Linked DNA regions of Homo sapiens: regions 1 and 3 are each linked to region 2. Evidence: chromatin loops called from intact Hi-C (ENCODE). Cell type or tissue: heart left ventricle. All regions are shown on one strand. Links, peaks and the distances in the headings refer to the core of each region. The heading gives the core; the rest is flanking DNA.

Region 1 (3,186 bases), core at 227-2,726, 140 kb after region 2:
TGCAGTGACCCAAGGTGGAGCCATTGCACTCCAGCCTGGGCGACAGAGCGAGACTGTGTCTCAAAACAAAACAAAAAAATACTTGGTAGGTTAAGAACAAAGTGTTTATAGGTTTTCTGTGTGTGCTGAAGGAAAGAATAAGGTGAAAGACTTTTACTGTAAGTCTTAGTGGTTTGGCTGATTTTTTTATCTACCTAATACTTGCTTTTTTTTCTTTCCATAGCATTATAGCCTTCAGAAAGGCCAACAAAGTGGGTATTTTCATCAAAGTTACACCACAGCGTGAGGAGGGTGAAGTGACCGTGTGCTTCAAGATGAAGCATGATTTTAAAAACCTGGCAGCCCCCATTCGCCCCATTGAAGAAAGTGACCAGGGAACAGAAGTCATCTGGCTCACCCAGCATGTGGAACTTAGCTTGGGCCCACTTCTTCCTTAAAAGGTTCCACTGGAGGGCAGATCCCAAAGGACAGTATCACCGTAAACCTGCGTTAAAATGTGGAAGCTGCTGCTTCATTAGGCCTTGTTTATAACGATGTACCCATGCACTACGGAATTCTATTGCTAAGAAAGTGGGAGCATAGGCAAGGCATTGGGAACACAGGGTAGCTGCTGTTGCTCTTGCTCTCACCCCTGTTGACACCAGTAAGTCTGTGTCTCCCTCACTGAACCCTGCACGTTGAGTAACAGCAGCATAATTCCATCCTAGGAAAGGGGATGGGTGTTCCTTGGAATGGCATTGTATTTACCACCTGAGAAACTCTGTACTGTCTCTTGATCTGATCTCACTAAGGATCACAATGTCACAGATGAAACTTAAATGATAACCCAAAGGTAGACCTGCTGTTAATGATCCAGCATTGGTCACAATGTACCAACTGCTTTCTGCATTCCGTTAAATATCATCTAACAGTCTAAAACATATCCCTTCATTGCCATAATGGCTGCCATTTTGCCATAGATTTCCATATAACTGAAAAACTGAATTGTCACTTTATCTTTAGTATCATGATGATTGGAAAAACCTGTGAAGTTGTTAAGGCACTCTCATTTGCCCTCTTTTTCTAAGTGAATACAGGACACGTATTAGTTGTTCTTAATTTTTTTCCCAGTAAAATATGGATCTTTTAAGAAGAATTTGAGAAGCAAACAATTACATGTCATGTCAAGGGGGTAGCAGATTCCATTCGTTTTCAATATTGCCACAATACCCAGGGATTAATGCTGCCACAGGGGGGCAATCTTTATTTGTCTTACTTCCTACCCCTTCCCTGTTCTGCCTCTTTAACTCAGTTAAGTTGTTCTGTTTGGGACCTGGAAAAGAACCCAAAGAAAACCTGAGTGGACAGGTTCATTTCTGGAATGCAGAAAACATTTTAAAGGCTAGATTTTTAGAATATTCTCAACTAGCATTCTTTCCATTGATTTGAAGGGGAAATTAACTATTATAATCTCTTGAATCCAAAACTGGATATTAAGAACTTTCCCCCTTACTAAGTTTAAGACTTTTGTCATGTGGTGAGTCAAATAAGACCATTTTGATTGTAAACCATAAAATAGTTCAGCAAGTAGCCCACAGTTCTGGCCTAACAGCAGACTTGCTGTTTTCACTTGGTATCCTGGAGTTGGGTTGCTAACCTTAATTTCTATGATGTTTTCTAAAATGAAACTTGATAAAGTAGACCACCAGCTGCACCGTGTTTTCTGTAAAAGTATTGTTAGTAAGTGGCCAAGAGACTTGAGGAAAATACAGATTTTTTGTTTACCTTGGTCTTGTTTTAAGTCTTAAAAAATTAAAGATAACATTATAATGTAGAATACAGATGGGACATAGTCCTTGTAAGCTTCCCTTGAAAATGTTTTAAATATTTAGGAAGCTTTTAAAAGACACTAAATTGTACTCTAAAAGACACTAAATTGTACTAATTGTACAAAGGTCAAGCCAATTTTATGAAACAGTCCTACAGAGTAATATATGTGATGCAGTGTAAGAAGGAAAATACTCATCTCTAACATTATGGTAATAACATTTAGCCTCTTAGGAGTTGGAGCAGGGGGATGGGTAATTACAGATTTGCAGACTATAGAAAGAGTTTCATTTTTTTGTGACCCCACAGAGTCTCAAATTTTTATTTCACTACCTGCTAGAGCCTACTGTGAAATCACTGCTCCATATTTGCCAGTGGAGGAAATGGGCATAGAGTAGAGAATAGCTTCATATGTTTACACGTTTGCATAGACTACACACATGTCATGCGTTTATGGCAGGTAGCTGGTATTTATTCCCCAAAGTAATAATGTTGAAGTATGGGTCTCATCATTCCCATACACAGAAACACAAAACACTTTGATCATAAACTTTTTTCTTCAGAAGCCAAACTAACTTGCAGAATAATAGAGCCACTGGTTTAATGTTTCCTCAAGATAGGTTTTAGTGTAAGCTAGTATTCTGTGTGTTCGTAGAAATGATTCAATACCTGCAGCTGGTGAATTAGGAATTGTATTTGTTGCCTTTTTTATATTAGATGAGGTGCAAAAATTTTAATGCTAGTCAGTATGCACCACCACAGGAAAGTTAGATCCCATTAGCACTTGAAACTACAGCTTTGGAAACTTAGGCTAAGTTAATTTGGATTTGTTACTTGATTCACCTACTGACCTTTTCTTTTGTTTGAAGTGCTTATCAGCATAATGAGCTAAGTGTCATGCATATTTGTGAAGAAACACCCTTTTTGGTCCCTTTTGGGACAGAGAGGTACTCCTTGATCTTTATGAATGACAGGTTACTGTTTTGCCTTATTGCTTAACTTAATGTAGTGAAATAAAGCAGACAAAGCTTGAGCGTGTCTTTTGTTTGCTCTCATGTAGATACTAAGTAGCATGGCTCAGAGCCAAAAGACAAGCGTGAAGTTAAGAGAGTTGGCTAAGAGAGTTGGTGGGGCATGCTCCCTTCCATTCCTTAAATGAAGTAATCTAAAATCTCTTAGCAGGTTAGTTCACCATAATATATAAGTAGATGTTGCTTTGAGCTTCTTATATACATATTCACAGAACCATTATATAAATGTTGTTAGACCTCTACCAGTTTTTATCCTGGGTCATTGCTTCTAAAGATATCCTTTACAATATACACAGTGGTCTGACTCCACCAGTGGCCACTCATCACCTTCATCTGTACCTTCATAACT
Region 2 (3,186 bases), core at 329-2,828:
CTTCTGGAGATTTTCCAGGACATTTTCTCTGATCTGCAGTAGCTGCACTTCTGGGAGGGCACCTGTGCTGAGGTCCATGTCTAGCTTGGTCCAGACAATGTAGAACTTCTTTCCCATGTCCTCAGCGGTTTTGGCAAGCATCACATGATTCATGCTGAATTGTGCAGATGCAACCATGATGAAGTCATACCGGTTGAACTGCATTTCCATCAGGTAGTTCTCCAGGGTTGTGGTGGCAGACCCTGTGCCAGGCAGGTCCCACAACACCACATTTGAAAAGTGGGAAGAGAAATAGGAGGCACATCTTTGGGTAGCTTTTACCAGCTCAGTAGGAGGTGAGGCCTTACCCTCATGTCCTGTGTTTCGAAGGGCACTGATGAAGGTGGACATCCCATTGCCAGAGTCCCCTGCCATAGTGATGTTAACTGGTGTCCTGGACACTATCTTCAGAGTCTCCTTGATGTTAGAGATCACCTCTGGCAAGTTCCCATCTGCTGAGGCTTTCTCAACATTCATGGCTTCCATCTTCAATAAAATACCCCAATGCTGGCCAGGCGCCGTGGCTCATGCCTGTAATCCCAGCACTTTGGAAGGCCGAGGCGAGCAGATCACGAGGTCAGGAGATTGAGACCATCCTGGCCAACATCGTGAAACCTTCTCTACTAAAATACAAAAAAATTAGCTGCGCGTGGTGGTGTGCGCCTGTAGTCCCAGCTAATACAGGAGGCTGAGGCAGGGGAATCGCTTGAACCCTGGACGCAGATATTGCAGTGAGCTGAGATCACGCCATTGCACTCCAGCCTGGCAACAGAGCAAGACTCCATCTCAAAACAAACAAAACCCAATGCTTATGGTGTGGCAAAAAGAGGTTAAGGATGCAGCTAATAGAGTGTGAGGGGCACTTGGGACACTCTGTCGTATCTGTGGGCACTGGAGTAAGCTGCGGAAGTAGAAGAGCAGGTGAGTTAGGATGGACAGGGTACACATGAATCATCTGACTTTTAGCATCCCCAGCCCTCAACGAAGACTGCAGCAGACGATCTTGACTGAGTGTTCTTTGATTGTTTTTATTCAAGCAATGTGCACATTTCTTCAGGGAGCAAGAAAGGTAGGGTCCCTGAGGAACGCCCTGAGGCCGGTTGTGCCTCCGAGTCAGCCTCCAAAGCAGGCATGTGGCCATGAGATGGCTTGAAAAGCAGAGAATGAACCAAGTCTCCTGAAAAGCCCAAGAGGTTTTTGTCTTTCCCTCTTTTACTCTATCCTAATATAGGTCTGCTCCTTCACAAGTTTCAGTACATATTTCAAGACCAAAACCAGACAAGTAAAAGTGACCTATATATTTCTCTGCTGAAGATGGCGCCAGAGGACATAAAACATCCAATTCCCATTGCTTACTTGAAGCTGTGATCATCCCTGTTTAACACTTACCTCATCAGGCGGGGGAGCACACGTGCAGAGCAGTACTGAAATGCTGCAATATACGTGAAGTAAGCCACCAGCCTTTGACCCCCGAGCTTCCATTAAGACTGTCATGTTGGGCCCAACTGAAGTGAGGGAGAGGAGGAGACAGCATACTCAAATGCTCTGCTCTTTTTCAAGGCAGTGATTAGACAATTGCTTATCATTGCATTCGCCAAACCTGGCTCTTGCAGGTTCCACAAGGGGCCAGGTATTTGAGACTGATTAAAAGAAGGTGATGTGATTTCCTACTCCTACCGGAATTGGTGGGTTCTTCGTCTCACTGACTTCAAGAATGAAGCCACGGACCCTCGCGGTGAGTGTTACAATTCTTAAAGGCTGCGTGTCCGGAGTTTGTTCCTTCTGATGTTTGGATGTGTTCAGAGTTTCTTCCTTCCGGTGGGTTCGTGGTTTCACTGACTCAGGAGCGAAGCTGCAGACCTTCGAAGTGAGAGTTACAGCTCTTCAGGCGGCGAGTCTGGAGTTGTTCGTTTCTCCCCGGGGGGTTCGTTGTTTCACAGGTTTCAGGAGTGATGCTGCAGACCTTCACGGTGAGTGTTACAGCTCATAAAGGCAGTGTGGACCCAAAGAATGAGCAGCAGCAAGATTTACTGCAAAGTGCAAAAAAACAAAGCTTCCACAGCATGGAAGGGGACCTGAGCAGGTTACCACTGCTGGTTCGGGCAGCCTGCTTTTATTCTCTTATCTGGCCCACCCACATCCTGCTGATTGGTCCATTTTACAGAGAGCCGATTGGTCTGTTTTACAGAGAGCTGATTGGTCCATTTTGACAGGGTGCTGATTGGTGTGTTTACAATCCCTGAGCTAGACACAAAAGTTCTCCACCTCCCCACTAGATTAGCTAGATACAGAGTATAGATTGGTGCATTTGCAAACCTTGAGCTAGACACAGGGTGCTGATTGGTGTGTTTACAAACCTTGAGCTAGATATAGAGTGCCAATTGGTGCATTCACAATCCCTTAGCTAGACATAAAGATTCTCCAAGTCCCCACCAGATTAGCTAGGCTCAGAGTGCTGATTGGTGCATCCACAAACCCTGAGCTAGACACAGGGTGCTGATTGGTGCATTTACAATTCCTGAGCTAGACACAAAAGTTCTCCATGTCCCCACTAGATTAGCTAGATACAGAGGGTCGATTGGTGTGTTCGCAAACCCTGAGCTAGACACAGGGTGCTGATTGGTGTGTTTACAAACCTTGAGCTAGATACAGAGTGCTGATTGGTGTATTTACAATCCCTTAGCTAGACATAAATGTTGTCCAAGTCCCCACCAGACTCAGGAGCCCAGCTGGCTTCACCCAGTGGATCCTGCACCAGGCCGCAGGTGAAGCTGCCTGGCAGTCCCCGGCCATGCGCCTGCACTCTTCAGCCCTTGGGCAGTGGATGGGACTGGGCGCCGTGGAGCAGGGAGCGGCGCTCATAGGGGAGGCTCGGGCTGTGCAGGAGCCCACGGAGTGGGGCAGGGGAGAGAGGCTCAGGCATGGCGGGCTGCAGGTCCCAAGCCCTGCCCTGCGGGGAGGCAGCTAAGGCCGGGGAGAAATCCAGCACAGCAGCTGCTGGCCCAGGTGCTAAGCCCCTCACTGCCAGGGGCCATCGGGGCCGGATGGCTGCTCTGAGCGCGGGCCCGCTGAGCCCACGCCCACCCGGAACTCGTGCTGGCCCGCAAGCGACGCCCGCAGCCCCAGTTGCTGCCCGTGCCTCTCCCT
Region 3 (3,186 bases), core at 227-2,726, 49 kb after region 2:
CTTCTTCTGTAATACTGGATCACATGATGGACTTAGAAGTTGAATTGCTAGGATAATAATTGATAGGAATTAATAGATTTTTCTTCCATCTGGATCAATTAAGGTATACTCTGGCAAATGGAAATTAAACATGCTTGCTTTATTTATTTATTTATTTATTTAGAGCCAGAGTCTCGCTCTATTGCCCAGGCTGGAGTGCAGTGGCGCAACCTCGGCTCAGTGCAACCTCCACCTCCCAGGTTCAAGTGATTCTCTTGCCTCAGCCTCTCAAGTAGGTGGGACTACAGGCGCCTACCACCATGCCCAGCTAATTTTTGTACTTTTAGTAGAGAGGGGGTTTCACCACGTTGGCCAGGCTGGTCTCGAACTCCTGTCCTCTGGACCTCCCAAAGTGCTGGGATTACAGGCGTGAGCCACCACGTCCAGCCTAAACATGCTTTAATATGGGGAATTATGTGCTGAAAATCATTAAAAGGATTGGGAGAGCACAGAAGGCAGGGGTTACTAGAATTCCTTCCAGATCAATACTGCAGAACCGGCCATCCTGGGGAGCTACTACTTCCGTAACAAGTGGGAAGCTAGGGAACAAGAAAGCCACAGCCTTGGCTGTGGGCTGCAGGACTGTCCCACCTCAACTGAGATCCAGGCATGAGAAAGCTGCGGGCTTGGCTCCAGATTGTGCTGCAGCTTTGGGATTCACACCAGTGTTGTGATTGTCTCACACCCTGTCCTAGCTCTCCCAGCTGAACTGGGTTCCAAACTAAAACATGGTATGCATGCATCTGAACAGCAAAGCCTAAATCACTTTTGAATCTCTATCAAGTGTAGTTACAGAAATACAGGTTTTTACTTTCATTGTAGTTTTTTGTTGTTGTTTTATTTTCCAGCCTCTGCCATCCAGGAAGGCATGCCAGAAAAACAGTTGGAAGAGATGCTGAGCAAACCTATCAGAATCTTATGACATCTTAACTATCCCCTTGCTATGGTCTGAATGTTTGTGTCCCTGCAAAATTCATATGTTGAAACCCAACCCCATGGTGATGGCACTAAGAGGTGAAGCCTTTGGGAGGTGATGAGGTCATGAGGACTCTGCTGTAATGAATGGGATTAGTTTCCATGTAAAAGAGGCCTGAGGGAGCTTGTTTGTCTCTTCCACCATGAGGACACATAGAAAGTACCATCTATAGGCCGGGCACCGTGGCTCATGCCTGTAATCCCAACACTTTGGGAGGCCAAGGCAGGCGGATCACCTGAGGTCGGGAGATCGAGACCAGCCTGACCAACATGGAGAAACCCCATCTCTACAAAAAATACAAAATTAGCCAGGCATGGTGGTGCATGCCAGTAATCCCAGCTACTCGGGAGGCTGAGGCAAGAGAATAGCTTGACCCTGGGAGGCGGAGGTTGTGGTGAGCCGAGATCGTACCATTGCACTCCAGCCTGGGCAACAAGAGCAAAACTCTGTCTCAAAAAAAAAAAAAAAAAAAAACACAACCATCTATGAGGGACAGGCTCTCACCAGACACAAAATCTGCATGTGCTTTGAACCTCCCTGTCTCCAGAACTGTGAGCAGTAAATTTCTGTTGTTTCTGAATTACCAGTCTCAGGTATTTTGTTAGAGCCACCCAAATGTACTAAGACAGAAACCCCCTTCACCATTTCCCCCTGACGCTCTCCTCTAACTCTTACCTCTGTATTACAATGCTACTCTTGGAAAGGTTTCTGTTCTCACTGTCTCAACTTCCTAACCTCCCACTCATTTCTTAACCTACAAAATACTATTAGGGCTGGGCGTGGTGGCTCATACCTGTAATCCCAGCACTTTGGGAGGTGGAGGTAGGTGGATCACTTGAGGTCAGGAGTTCGAGACCAGCCTGGCCAATATGGTGAAACCCCATCTCTACTGAAAAAAAAAAAAAATATATATATATATATATATATATGTATATAATTGCACCTCTATTGAAACACCTCATATCATAGGACCTATCCAATCTCTCTTTTTTCCCCTTCTACTCTCCTTCCCCTCCTATTTAGTGTCTTCCAAGTTCTGCATTTAGCATCTCACTCTTCTAAGTCTGTATATTCTGATCCTATCTACTTGTACACCATTATCTACCATAGGGGTTAATCCCCCATACCCTAATACCAGACATAACATCTTTCCCAGGAATAGACTCAGATCTCCAACTGCATCCTGAATGAGTCCACCTGAATATCACAAGCACCTCAAATGCAACATGTCCAATACGAAATTCATGGTCTTATTTGTCATTCTTTGAATCTGATATTCAAAATCGGTTCTTCTCCTCTGCACTATCTGTGTGTAACCTGCACAACTTCACCCACGTGCTGAAGCTAGAGCCCTGGAAGTAAATTTGATTCTTCTCTTCCCTTTTCTGTTACTATATTCAAACTGTCTTGAAGGCCCATACATTCAGTGTAAGGCTTTTACCTGAGTTCTGAGTTTAACAGTTGCTCTTTAAAGAAAGACCTCAGACATGCACATTCTAGCACTTTATTGGAACTTGGTTGTGTACATCAATGAGATCACATCAAAGTAAAAGCAGCATTTTCACACAATAATATCCCGATATCTGTGCTATCTTCTTACATAATTTAATAAATCCCAAGATGCTCCTGATTTTGGTATCGAAGAGCTTGAGTGGTCCAGAAATATCTCTACATAAATATAAATCATCACATCTAAAATAACCATCATTGTTTTAGTAGGTCCCAAAAGTCCTGGGAACACCTCTTAAAATATAATTGCCATAGGCTGGCTGCAGAGCTGGTGGGAGGGAGTGAAGGGGGTACACGTGGAGCTAATTACAGCAGGAGCTGGGCAGAGGGACACACACAAGGGGATGGGGGCCAGAGATCCCGAAAGCTGGGCAGGGAACTCAGTCACCCTGCATTTTCCAACATTGCTTGAGTGTCAAAGCTAACAGATGTGAGACTCCAGTGCAGAAAGAAGCCCATCACCCCAACTCCCTTGGCAGTGCCCAAAGATGGCACAGCCTTCCTTCAGATTACACAGGGGCAGAGATTCTGGAATGGAGAAGGTTCTGGAAAGCTCTACCCATCACCCTCCAAACTGAGAAAACATGAAGGAATGGCACCTTAAAGAAAATACTTTGGGCCAAAGTGCTGCTGGCCCCTTGGAATGGGGACAGGGTGCTCTT

The links. A loop is a pair of places that touch in the nucleus more often than their neighbours do. Peaks named below come from ENCODE experiments on the same cell type or tissue, not always from the same donor. Only the 100,000 strongest peaks of a DNase experiment are listed, where the experiment ranks them.
Region 1: it touches region 2 in a loop (2.2-fold over the local background); 32 of 110 quality-filtered maps call a loop at or near these places.
Region 3: it touches region 2 in a loop (2.8-fold over the local background); 66 of 110 quality-filtered maps call a loop at or near these places.

What each region holds. Positions count from the first base shown.
Region 1 is chr5:150,708,400-150,711,585 of GRCh38, reverse strand. It overlaps DCTN4 (dynactin subunit 4), which reads left to right. Exons shown (of 13, transcript NM_016221.4): 13 at 224-3,146. The coding sequence ends at 437. Among named protein-coding and RNA genes, the nearest start is that of RBM22, 8.9 kb to the right of the region's middle. In heart left ventricle, for the core only: a CTCF peak has its summit at 1,226 (motif pointing right); no DNase peak of the experiment used is centred there.
Region 2 is chr5:150,845,463-150,848,648 of GRCh38, reverse strand. IRGM (immunity related GTPase M) reads right to left here and starts at 2,128. Exons shown (of 2, transcript NM_001145805.2): 1 at 1,429-2,128; 2 at 1-940. The coding sequence starts at 525. RefSeq lists a silencer at 1,248-1,542. In heart left ventricle, for the core only: a CTCF peak has its summit at 1,358 (motif pointing right); no DNase peak of the experiment used is centred there.
Region 3 is chr5:150,796,054-150,799,239 of GRCh38, reverse strand. SMIM3 (small integral membrane protein 3) reads right to left here. Exons shown (of 2, transcript NM_032947.5): 2 at 2,506-3,186. Among named protein-coding and RNA genes, the nearest start is that of SMIM3, 19 kb to the right of the region's middle. In heart left ventricle, for the core only: no CTCF peak of the experiment used is centred there; no DNase peak of the experiment used is centred there.